Linked DNA regions of Homo sapiens: all the other regions are linked to region 2. A link is a contact called in ENCODE Hi-C or POLR2A ChIA-PET data. All regions are on one chromosome and are shown on one strand. Each heading gives the region's core, a stretch centred on a gene start or an enhancer-like site at or near the end of the contact. The rest is flanking DNA. Distances are from core to core; before and after follow the strand shown.

Region 1 (2,971 bases), core at 214-2,713, 3.3 Mb after region 2:
TTCTTTGTATTTGTTTTCCTGCATGAACAGAACATGAGCCACATTCAACTTCCACACATCATGGTCGTTACAGAATTCCACAGATTTGCGGAAGATCTTTTCCACCATTGGATAATTTTCAAGATTCCAGTAGATTTTTGCCTGAGCCATCAACACAGGAATGTATTTCTCCATGGTTTCATCATATTCATTCACTGCCTTTTTGATAGCTTCATCATCTCTATTGTGTCTTGCTTCCTGTACTTGTATGGTAAGTTTCCGGAGGACCTCAGTCAGCATCCCTGCTAGCCCATCAAGCTTAATGAAAGCCTCTTCAGGAGCTGTCTGGCAAGTGATCACAGCGTCCAAGAAGTCATAGAGATAGGGTGTGAGGAACTTATAAATCAAATGGGCATTTTCTGCCAGGACATCTGCTGCCAGGTCAAAATACTCATATTTACAGTAGAGCAGCAACAGGTTGCCAAAAGTCTCTGGAGGAAAGGGATTCTGTTGGAGCAAAAACTGTAGCTTTTCAAACCCTTCTGTAGGCCTGGCATCCATGTTCATTAGTGCCTGGTTGTGTAGGGTCACAGGGTCCAACTCTTCCTCTGCCCTGGGTGGCATGTCAGTGAGGGCTTCTTGAGCTGCCTCATAGTTTCTCAGTTGGTATTCTATAGCTGCCTTAAGGTTGAAGGCTTCCACCAGAGCAGTCTGATGGAGGACTAAGGTGTTGCCAACACTGCGAACATCAATGCCCTCAGTGGTCATGCCCACACCTAGCTCAGGGTGCTGGCGGATGCCACGCTCAATAATCTCAGCGATATGCTTCAGTGCTGAAGCATACTGTCGGCTGCTGTAATAGGCCAAAGCCAGGTTGTAGGAAAGGTCAGGCTGGTAGCCCGAGGCCTGCAGGGCGGCAAAAAACTTGGAGCATGCAGCTTCATACTGTCCCTCCTTGTAGAGCAAACAACCCAGGTTGATCTGGCCATCGGTCTCATTCTCGCCCCCACTTTCCTCTCCCCCTTCCCTACTCGGCAGCTGCTCTACCAGGCTCCTGGACCCTGGCAGATCGCCCTCGCTGTACTTGATAGCAGCTTGCAGGCGGAGGACCCGGCTGTGGTAGGCGGGGTTATCCAGGAGAAGGAAGGCGACCCGGGTGGCCTCCGCATAAAGGCAGGCCTTGTACAGGGCCTGGGCCTGGTACAGGCGGTACTGCTCCAGTTCCGGGTGCAGCTGGCCCAGCTGCTCATAGCACTCGGCCGCCAGCGCGAACTCCTGCAGGCGGTAGTAGCAGTAGCCTAGCAGCGACAGGCCGGCGCGGCTCCTAGGGCTCCGCTGCAGTTCTCCGCCCAGCAGCTGCACCGCCTCGGCGTAGCGTGCATTGCGGATGAGGCGGTACACGACCGCGGTGAACTCCCCGTCGGGGATCTGCGCGCCGCTCAGGCCAGCCATAACCACCACGGCTGTTATGGGTGCGGTTACTATGGCAACAGAGCAACCGGAAGCGGAAGACTGCCGGTTTCCTTGTCGCAAGAAATCTGTTAGGAACAAAAAGGGACCACTCTCGTCAGTCTCTCAATTTCAGCTTGATCTTCAAATACTCTGGACTGCGGAGTGGCGGCATTCAGGAGGGGAAAGACTACTCCGGGCCGTTCAGAGACTGAATCTACTCGTCCCGGCATGCACCGTTCCAGTGGTTCCGCGGCGCGGGTCGTAGCCGCGCTGCATGCTGGGAGACGTAGTCCCGGCTGTACCTACCGAACCGGCGGCCCGTGGGGGTGCAGGGTAACTCTCCTTCCCTGCCTCTTAAAGATGAGGGGCGCTCACTGTGTCTGTTATGGCACCGTGGTCTCTGGCGCGGCGGAGGAAGGTTTCCGGCCCCATGTTCCTGGCGATTTTGAGCCTGGTACACGGTGTGGTCGATAATAATGCTGGCTTTTGGTTTAGTTTCAGTAAAAGAACCGGGATGGCAAAAGGCGAGTTATCTCTTGGAATTACCCTGGAATTAGAGCACGTTCTTTTTTGCACTACCCCGAGGGCACAGTTTGTAAGAACGGAATAGAGCGGCGAGCAGGAATCCTTAATTTGGTGGTTTCCAGAGGTTAATGAGGAAAAAGGACTGTGAATCTTGATTGGTACTGGGAGAGTTTCGGTTTTAGGTCCAAGTATCTCCCGCTCTTTTTTCCCGTAACAACAAATATTACTGAGTATATATTGGCGTTTACCCTTGGCCATCCCCATTGCGCTGGAGTTCCAACTTTCACTACTAGGTAGAAACGTTGGAGAAATGCATGACTTCAGTTTTTTCCAAGAGGGGAAAATCCAAGACATTAAAATGTGCTCCTTTCCCTATGCATTTTTACTCTTCTCTCTTAACTACTAAATTAGTCAGCCAGTGATGTGTGGGTGTGTGAGAGACACACATGCTCAGTTTGTACTTTTCAGCCTTCTAGGGATTTTGGATATTGAACTGATAAATATGGATTTTCTTCTGTTAAAATAAGAAAAGATTGCCTACACTTTAATTTTTTTTCCAGATTCTTAGTTTGAAGATTTCTATGCAGGTTTGCTAGACTGTACAAGATATCATTCTGGGTTTTCTTTCATTCTTTGTTATATATTTGGAATAGATGCTGTAGATTCCATGTTATTATCCTGGGGCTATTTTTGTATAATTTTTTTTCAGTTTATTAGTGGCCATGATGGGGCTGTGAAAAACTAGGGGCTTAATTATTCCATAAAATTATATTTAATCACCAATTTAAAAAATACCCCTAGATAAACTGACCTGGAGACCATAGACTTTAAGGGAGAATAAATACAATTTTTCAATCAAGAATTAGGGACATAGACAAGATAGCAAAATATGAATTTGGCTTATCCCAGTGAGGTACTTGTAAATAGTGTAGTTTTCAAGGTAACAATAATAGTTGTAATTCATTAACATCTATCATATGGTGGCCTGGGACAGAGCATTGTCTTTTGTAGTCTT
Region 2 (2,845 bases), core at 15-2,514:
GAGGCTGAGGCTCGAGAACTGCTTGAACTCGGGAGGCGAAGGTTGCGGTGCGCCAAGATCACGCCACTGGGCTCTGCCTGAGCGACAAAGCTAGGCTCTGTCTTAAATAAATAAATAAATAAATAAAATATTTGTGGCACCAGGAATCAAAGATAAACTTAGAGTTTAGCTACCAATCTTCCATCCAGACTGCTCACAAAACACTTTATATCTTAACCTGATATATGGTTATATGAAAGAAAGCATTTGGAAGCAAGTACACAGAAGACAGTCAAAGAAAATTCCATTGTGGAACCACCAGCAGCCAAGTCACCCTTCACACCAAACCATTCCTCTATAATCTGGAATCTTATCTTTCCCATTCGCCCACAACCCCCATTTTTCACATAGATGAACACCCACCAGGTACTGGGGTCCTTCCACCAAGTCCCTCCCACCTTTGGCACTGAAGGTACGGCTCATCAGTCCTCATAAGCAACCTCCAAAATCTACATTATGGTTACTATTTCTAATGGTAAATTAATCGACGGAACCTTTTTATTTACAAGTCGAAACTTTCTCTGTCCCTTACTAGTTCTGTCTCCAAATCATGCGTGCAGAATTACTCCCACCCTTGGACTGCAAAGTGAAATCACAAAGACCGCTAAGCTCACGTCTCAGAAGCTGGGAACTAAAACTGTCCCAGTCTTCTGGCTGAGAGTTGTACCTCCTAGGACCACGCTGGGGCCCTGCCCTTGCAGTAGTATTCCAGCCTCTGATCCCTGACCCCGAGGGCCAGGAATTTCCCTTCTCAGCGTCCTGACACCTGTTCCTGGCCAACTCCCAGGCCTCCAAAGAACAGATACAGGAACAGCGCCTGTCGGGTCCTCTGGCCTACAGAGAGGTGGCCGGCAGCCCACCCAAAGTGGGCCCCACCCCCCATCCTCCTCTCCGGACTGGGCCACCGGGCGTCCTGGCGTCGGGAGAAGGCTTTCCCCAGGGCTTTCCCGCGTGAGGCGTAGGCCGATCTCCCGACGCGCGGCCTAGTCCGACAGCGCCTCATTCATCCACACATCCCCAAGCCACCCGCTGCCCTGGCCCCATCTTGGCCACTGGGCCCGGGCCCCGCGCCAGCCTCAGGGCAATGAGCCCAGGCGCCGAAGACCTGGCGGAGATCGCGCCCCCGGGCTCCCTGAGGGCCTCACCGTGCTCGGCCTGGGCGATGACACGGGGTCCCAGCGGCAGCGAGAGAAAGGTCCTGCCGGCAGCTGGAGGCGGGGAGGAAGGAGGAGAGAACGCAGGCCCGTCCCCTCCGCCGAGCGGCACGCACGACGGCGGCGACAGCGGCGGAACGGGCGGGCCGGGCGCCGAGCGGCACCTGCGCGCAGACCATGGGCCCCGCCCCTCCCCGCCTTGCCCGCGCGTCCCGCCCATTGGCCTAACCGGCCGGGGAGGCGGGAGTAGGGCGGGAGGAGCCCAGGGTGGGAGGAGCCGCGCGGCGGCAGGGAGCTGGAGAGGGGAAGGCGCTGGCTAGGCCGTTCCCGGGAGCTCTAGTCTTCCGCTTCGGCACGTGGGCTTCTCGGTTCTAGGTCTCCGCTTCCGTCTGGCTGCGCGGCCTGGGTTACCTGCTCACGTTCACTCGCGGGCCTACAGCCCCAAGCTTTCCCAGCTGGACTGCGGAGTGCCTTGGGCCCTGACTTCCCTCCGGGAGATCCGGGGCGTCTGAAGTCAGGCAAACAGCCACACCAGCCCCGAGGACCGCGTGGCCGCTAGCCCATCTCCCTTTTCTATAACTTTATTCGCTCAGTCTGTGCGGAGAGAAGCTGTTAACTAAAAGTTCTTGAAGGAAAAGGGGCTAAGGGAAACTTTGGTCTAGGGATTTCTTCCTCGCCTTATAGTTAAAGCGTCGCACACAGGTACTGGATCACAGAATGCGTTTAATTGAGCCAATTTCCCCCCTTTTCCTCTTGGTAGTTGAGAGCAGGGGCCTTTGAAATTTGGGAATTTCCAATCTGGATTTCGCCACTCATTGACTGTATGACCCTAGACAAATTAACTTCTCTGGACTTCAATTTCGTTCTGGATAAAATGAGGCTATTAAAACCACCTTATGAGGTTATTCGTGTGAGAATAAAATGAGACAATGCGTGTTGAGCTCATAACAACAGTACTCAGCACATACAGAAAAGGCTTGTGAGTAGTCGCTGTTGTTAATATTAGGATTTCATCCCATCTCACCCACATCATATCAATACCATGAGCGCCACTGGAGAAGGAATTCTTTCATTTAGGTCCTGGCCTTCAGATGTCATTCAGGTATTTGTTGTAATGAATATGATACCTGTCCAAAAATTGTGACACTAGAAGCTCCTTTTAAAGGGATTAGTTGCTATTAATATTAAAGGATGTAAATAGGTCGCCATCCCCATTTTACAAGTGAGGAAACAATATCAGAAAGGTTGATTAATTTGGATGAAGTCACACAACTAGTAAATGGCAGCAGCATATTTCAAACCACAATCTAACTGAAAATCTGGCCGTAATCCCAGCACTTTGGGAGGCCAAGATAGGGGGATCAGTTGAGCCTAGGAGTTGGAGAACAGCCTGGACAACGTGGTGAGACCCCATCTCTACCAAAAAACAAAAATTAGCTGGGTGTAGTGGCACATACCTGTAGTCCCAGCTACTCAGGAGGCTGAGGTGAGAGGATGGCTTGAGCCTGAGAGCTCAAGGTTGCAGTGAGCTATGATCACTGCCGCAGCACTCTAGCCTGGGTGTAGAGCAAGACCTTATCTCTAACAAAATAAATACAAATAAAAAGTAAAACTAAAACTATCTGAAAAATCTGTTTCCTTTCAGCGAGAAT
Region 3 (3,146 bases), core at 344-2,843, 3.4 Mb after region 2:
TCTGCTTCTTCATTTTGACTTGTCATAATATAGGAAACACAGAGATTAGCCAGTACAATAGCACTGACATTCAGGATGTTATCATAATGCTTCTTGACTATGGGTTCATAGAAACCAATGGCTTCTTTGTATTTGTTTTCCTGCATGAACAGAACATGAGCCACATTCAACTTCCACACATCATGGTCGTTACAGAATTCCACAGATTTGCGGAAGACCTTTTCCACCATTGGATAATTTTCAAGATTCCAGTAGATTTTTGCCTGAGCCATCAACACAGGAATGTATTTCTCCATGGTTTCATCATATTCATTCACTGCCTTTTTGATAGCTTCATCATCTCTGTTGTGTCTTGCTTCCTGTACTTGCTTGGTGAGTCTCCGAAGCTGCTCAGTCAGCATCCCTGCTAGCCCATCAAGCTTAATGAAAGCCTCTTCAGGAGCTGTCTGGCAAGTGATCAGGGCATCTAAGAAGTCATAGAGATAGGGTGTGAGGAACTTATACGTCAAATGGGCATTTTCTGCCAGGACATCTGCTGCCAGGTCAAAATACTCATATTTACAGTAGAGCAGCAACAGGTTGCCAAAAGTCTCTGGAGGAAAGGGATTCTGTTGGAGCAAAAACTGTAGCTTTTCAAACCCTTCTGTAGGCCTGGCATCCATGTTCATTAGTGCCTGGTTGTGCAGGGTCACAGGGTCCAACTCTTCCTCTGCCCTGGGTGGCATGTCGGTGAGGGTTTCTTGAGCTACCTCATAGTTTCTCAGTTGGTATTCTATGGCTGCCTTAAGGTTGAAGGCTTCCACCAGAGCAGTCTGATGGAGAACTAAGGTGTTGCCAACACTGCGAACATCAAAGCCCTCGGTGGTCATGCCCACACCTAGCTCAGGATGCTGGCGGATGCCACGCTCAATAATCTCAGCGATATGCTTCAGTGCTGAGGCATACTGTCGGCTGCTGTAATAGGCCAAAGCCAGGTTGTAGGAAAGGTCAGGCTGGTAGCCCGAGGCCTGCAGTGTGGCAGAAAACTTGGAGCATGCAGCTTCATACTGTCCCTCCTTGTAGAGCAAACAACCCAGGTTGACCTGGCCATCGGTCTCATTGTCGCCTCCACTTTCTTCTCCCCCTTCCCCACTCAGCAGCTGCTCCACCAGGCTCCTGGACCCTGGCAGATCGCCCTCGCTATACTTGATGGCAGCTTGCAGGCGGAGGACCCGGCTGTGGTAGGCGGGGTTATCCAGGAGAAGGAAGGCGACCCGAGTGGCCTCCGGATAAAGGCAGGCCTTGTACAGGGCCTGGGCCTGGTACAGGCGGTACTGCTCCAGTTCCGGGTGCAGCTGGCCCAGCTGCTCATAGCACTCGGCCGCCAGCGCGAACTCCTGCAGGCGGTAGTAGCAGTAGCCTAGCAGCGACAGGCCGGCACGGCTCCTGGGGCTCCGCTGCAGTTCTCGGCCCAGCAGCTGCACCGCCTCGGCGTAGCGGGCATCGCGGATGAGCCGGTACACTAGCGCGGTAAACTCCCCGTCGGGGATCTGCGCGCCGCTCAGACCAGCCATAACCACCACGGCTGTTATGCGTGCGGTTACCACGGCAACAGGGCAACCGGGCAACCGGAAACGGAAGACGACGGGTTACTTTGCCACGGAAGGAATCTGTTAGGAATAAAAAGGGACCGTTCTCGTTAGTCTCTCAAGTTCGGTTTGATCTTCAAATATTCTGGACTGCAGCGTGGCGGCAGTCAGAAGGGGAAAGACGACTACTCCGGGCCGTTCAGAGACTGAATCTTCCCGGTCCCGGCATGCATCGTTCCTGTGGCGCCGCTGCGCAGGCGTGGCCGCACTGCATGCTGGGAGGCGTAGTCCCTGTTGCACCGACCCGACTCGCGGCCCGTGTGGACGCACGGTCACTCGCCTTCCCTGCCCCCTAAAGATGAGGGGCACTCTCTGTGTCTGTTGTGCCACCTCGGTCTCTAGCGAATCGGAGGAAGATTTCCGGCACCATGTTCTGGCGATTTTGAGCCTTGTGCATTGGTGTGGTCTATACTAATGCTGGCGTTTGGCTTACTTTTAATAAAGTAGAGATCGTCAGTACAATAAAAGGACCTTTTAATAAAAGGAGCGGGATGGCAAAAGGGAGTTAACTCCTTGAATTCCCTTGGAATTAGAGCAGGTTCTTATGCTACCCCGAGGGCACAGTTTGTAAGAACAGAATACAGCAGCAAACAGAAATCCTTCTTATTTTGGTGGTTTCCAGAGGTTAATAAGGAAAAAGTGCTGTGAATCTTAATTGGTACTGGGAGAGGATCTGTTTTTGATCGCAGTATCTCTCCTTTTCCATGACAAAAAAAAAATTACTGAGTATATGTTGGCGTTTACACTTGGTTGTATCCATTGCTGTGGTCCTCCAACTGTCTCTGCCAATAAGAAATCAGTATCTTTTGTCATCTCCCATGATATCCATTGGTCTCTCTAGCACCTAATATAAACCTAATCCAAGTAAAAGTGTGTTGTTTGCTACATAATTACTGCAAATCCTTTGTATGCATCCATAATAGTGTTACTGCCCATAAATCTTTTCTGTATATAAACTTCACAGCTATCATACGGTTGATAACGATGTCAACCATATCATATAGCACCTCTATTAGAGACTGTTTACATATAGTATTTCTAATTTGAATAAGCAGCCTGCATTCTGCATATTGTAGTTTAAGAAGTCTGTGGGCTAGAAAGGTTTAAAGATTTAAGTATTACATTAATTAAATCAAACTATTAAATTAATAGTTTGTTTAAAGCCACATCTAGGTAGGTAGGGGCTGAACCATGATATCCAATAACCAATTTCAATAGGAAATAGTGACTGATGAATAACCCAATCCATGTATCTCATGTACGTGAGTTTGTAAGGGCCCATTGTTTGGTGCTAAGTGTGTATAAGGAATATTATTGTCTTTGTTTCTCCATTAAAACAATGAACTAACTTTGTGTAGTTAGTAAACTTTGAACTTCTAGGCCTTGATTCCAGCTGTGAGCAGATGTGACTACTGGAGTTGTGTAGTTCGTATTTACCCAGTATCACTGGAAGGAGATTTTTAGTAGGTGTGTGATTGCTCATATCATCATATGACTGACTTTATGTACTTACTCAGT
Region 4 (2,722 bases), core at 181-2,680, 3.3 Mb before region 2:
ATGGAACCAGCCAAAACAAAAAATAAAATATCTCTGTCACCACCCAGAGATCACCACTGTAACCCTTGGTTCATATTCTCCTCCCACATCTTCATATGCATACATACATATTAATCTGTATTTTGAGGACATGTTTTTCATTTTGTCTACAGACACATCCCGTCTTGTAACCAGCTTTTAAAAAAGACAATAATTTCCACGTTTCCATGTGAATAACTACTCTTCTAATACTCAGTACATATTCAAATTTCTCCAAATGAACCAAAAATGTCCTTTACGCTTATTTCTCCAAGTTGGCCCCCAACTCAAGCCCTTGCAATGTGTCTCTTGGTTATATTCTTCGGGTTCCTTTTAATCTGGCATAGGCCCTTTCATAGGACTCTGACTCGACAAAGAGAACTGGCCAGCTGTCCTGAAGGAAGGCCCACTTCCTGTATTTGCCTGGTTCCCTGTGGTGTCATTTTACTTGCTCCTCAATTCCCCTTACTTCCTGTAAACATCAAACTCAAGATGCCATAGAGGCAAGTTAACCACCTTGGGCTAGAATACTTCATGGGCGATAGCACGTACTTTACATTGCATCACATAGGAATCCACATAATACCTGGTTGACGCAACATCAGTCCAACTGACCACAAAGCAACTAGGGGTTTCAGAGGGAGTACACGTAAGGGGCAAAAGCAGCAACGGAATACGACAACGGAATAAGCATGAATACGACCTGGCTACCTGAAGGAGGTAGGACGGGGAACCGAGCAGCAGCAGGTGGTGGAATGCCAGGGAAATCCAACCGTGCTTCCCACGCTGGCATCGCTCTGATTATGACCAATCCTCTAATCTTATTCTCACAATTAGGGAGGAAGAAAAAAAAACAAACCCAAACCAAAAAAGAAGTTGGTAGGTGACTCTGTGAGACTACTGTTTTATAAAGGGAGCGTTTCCTTTTATAAAATTTAGCTGAGCAGATGCTAGGCAGCCCACAGGAGGCCACTATTCCCCTCAGCTGTACAGTTTGGGAAAATACCTACACACCCGGAGAACAGAGAGCTTGGTGTGTGTTGAGTTCGCTCCTGTTCATCAGCAGCCCTTTCCCCGCCTCTGGCCACCAGGGGGACCTGCAACCAAGTATGTGTTCTTTCAGGCGAGCGGGAACGCGTCTGCATAAATCTAGTCCAATCCAGGGCCCCGTAGCAAGGCGCCAAAGCTGGGGGAAGCGCATTTCTGTTCTCTCGCGAGCACGACGCGGTGCCTCCCAGTCCTCCTCCGGCCCTCCCTCTCCGCCCTCCCGGCCCGCGAGCGCTCGGGCCCCTTCCAGTGGCTCGCGGCAGGTGGCGCTGTCTGCGGCGTCGCAGCGGCCCGGGCTGCAGCAGAGACGATCTCCCGGCGGGCTGTGCGGCCCGGCTCTCCGGCGGCAGCGAGTGCCACGTCCCAAGTGCTACGCGGAGGATTAGAGCAGGCGGTGCGCTGGGGGCGGGAGCAGCGCGGAGCCCGGCTCGGCCACACCGATCGCCCGCCGCCATGGGCTCCTCGCAAAGCGTCGAGATCCCGGGCGGGGGCACCGAGGGCTACCACGTTCTGCGGGTAAGGGCTCCGACGGCGGCCGGGGAGCTGCGGGCTGGAGGCGGGGCCGGCCGCGGGGAGGCGGAGGCCCCCATGGGCTCCTTCACGGGGCAGCCAGGCCCGATCCCGCGAAGGAGCGGCGGTCGCGGGCGCTGCCTTGGTCGAGGCTGGTTCCGGAGGCCGCTCGCATCCCACCTCCGCGGAGCGCCCTGGGCACGGGGTCCGCGGCTGTAGGAGGACGGGCTGGAGCTGGAGGCGGCTGCCGGCGACTCGGCCAGGGGGCGGCCCTGGGAAGGGGGGACAACCTTGCTCTTTTTCCGCACGGCCTTCTCTCTCCTCCACCCCCCCTCATTTTTAGCTTCCAAAGTTAGGAAGGGCGCGGAGGCAACGTCTCCAAAGTGGTGACTGTGAAGGCAGCCTTTGCGCTTTCCTAGGAGAGGGATCCGGACCCGCAGTCCGGAGGCGGGGCCTGCGGCGGCAGGTGTTAAATCACCTCGGCGCCGGCCGAGTGGCCTGAAAGACCAGCAGGGCAGGAGACGGAAAACCAAATGGCCTGGAAGTAGGTTCGACGGACTTAAACAGACTTGATTTTGACCAGACTTTTCCTTTCCCGTGCCACTCCTGACCCTCCCAAACCTTCTCAAGATTTCCTGGAGTGGGAACTTCCGTTCTGTTCCGATTGCTGAGGGTGTGGTTTAGATTATAAGGTTTAGATCCACAGTGGTAAAGAGGTAGTGCAGAGAAATTTTTTTTAAAAATCGGAGTATATAAAGGAAAACAACCCTAGCTTAACTTCCAGGACGCAGAGAAACATAGTATCTCAAAAGGCGTCAGCTAAGCCCCTACCTATGAACGGCCTGGGCCTGGGTGGTACAAAGCATGTGGTCTTTTCCTCATGGAACCGGGCGACTTTAGAAGTAGCATTGATGGTTGTTTGCTGTGACACCTGTGTGAGTGTTAACATGAACAGTCAACAGAGTGGCCGCAGCGTGTAGCGCCATTTAGGGGTGTAATAGAGTGTCACTCAATATTAGCTCCTCACAGGCAAGAACGTTTTCACTGAAAGTAAGAGAGTGCACTTCCTGGTGCTACCTTCATTTCCTGCCCTGGGTCCCATGTTTTAGGTGAGACACATTCTTAAATTGCCCAGCTGTCTATGTGA

What was found. A loop is a pair of places that touch in the nucleus more often than their neighbours do. ChIA-PET counts read pairs that join two places held with the same protein, here RNA polymerase II (POLR2A). Pooled maps may share reads with other maps.
Region 1: a loop to region 2 is called in a map of CD8-positive, alpha-beta T cell, with 12 times the contacts of the local background. The contact joins the promoter of IFT70B here to the promoter of OLA1 in region 2. A Hi-C loop is called at or near these places in 2 of 168 maps with a recorded cell type or tissue (CD8-positive, alpha-beta T cell and gastrocnemius medialis) and 5 of 50 pooled maps. POLR2A ChIA-PET finds 5 or more read pairs at or near these places in 1 of 52 experiments (K562).
Region 3: a pooled map shows a loop between it and region 2 (23-fold over the local background). The contact joins the promoter of IFT70A here to the promoter of OLA1 in region 2. A Hi-C loop is called at or near these places in 5 of 50 pooled maps.
Region 4: a loop to region 2 is called in a map of CD8-positive, alpha-beta T cell, with 24 times the contacts of the local background. The contact joins the promoter of GORASP2 here to the promoter of OLA1 in region 2. A Hi-C loop is called at or near these places in 2 of 168 maps with a recorded cell type or tissue (CD8-positive, alpha-beta T cell and naive thymus-derived CD4-positive, alpha-beta T cell) and 13 of 50 pooled maps.

Annotation. Positions count from the first base shown.
Region 1 is chr2:177,551,333-177,554,303 of GRCh38, forward strand. It overlaps IFT70B (intraflagellar transport 70B), which reads right to left and starts at 1,464. Exons shown (of 1, transcript NM_152517.3): 1 at 1-1,464. The coding sequence starts at 1,431. RefSeq lists enhancers at 464-1,268, 1,269-2,072, 1,441-1,730.
Region 2 is chr2:174,247,268-174,250,112 of GRCh38, forward strand. It overlaps OLA1 (Obg like ATPase 1), which reads right to left and starts at 1,265. Exons shown (of 11, transcript NM_013341.5): 1 at 1,185-1,265. RefSeq lists a silencer at 1,051-1,570.
Region 3 is chr2:177,617,149-177,620,294 of GRCh38, forward strand. It overlaps IFT70A (intraflagellar transport 70A), which reads right to left and starts at 1,594. Exons shown (of 1, transcript NM_152275.4): 1 at 1-1,594. The coding sequence starts at 1,553. IFT70A-AS1 (IFT70A antisense RNA 1) reads left to right here. Exons shown (of 3, transcript NR_198966.1): 2 at 153-372; 3 at 1,140-2,090. RefSeq lists an enhancer at 1,667-1,896.
Region 4 is chr2:170,927,823-170,930,544 of GRCh38, forward strand. It overlaps GORASP2 (golgi reassembly stacking protein 2), which reads left to right and starts at 1,431. Exons shown (of 10, transcript NM_015530.5): 1 at 1,431-1,581. The coding sequence starts at 1,519. RefSeq lists a silencer at 1,210-1,909.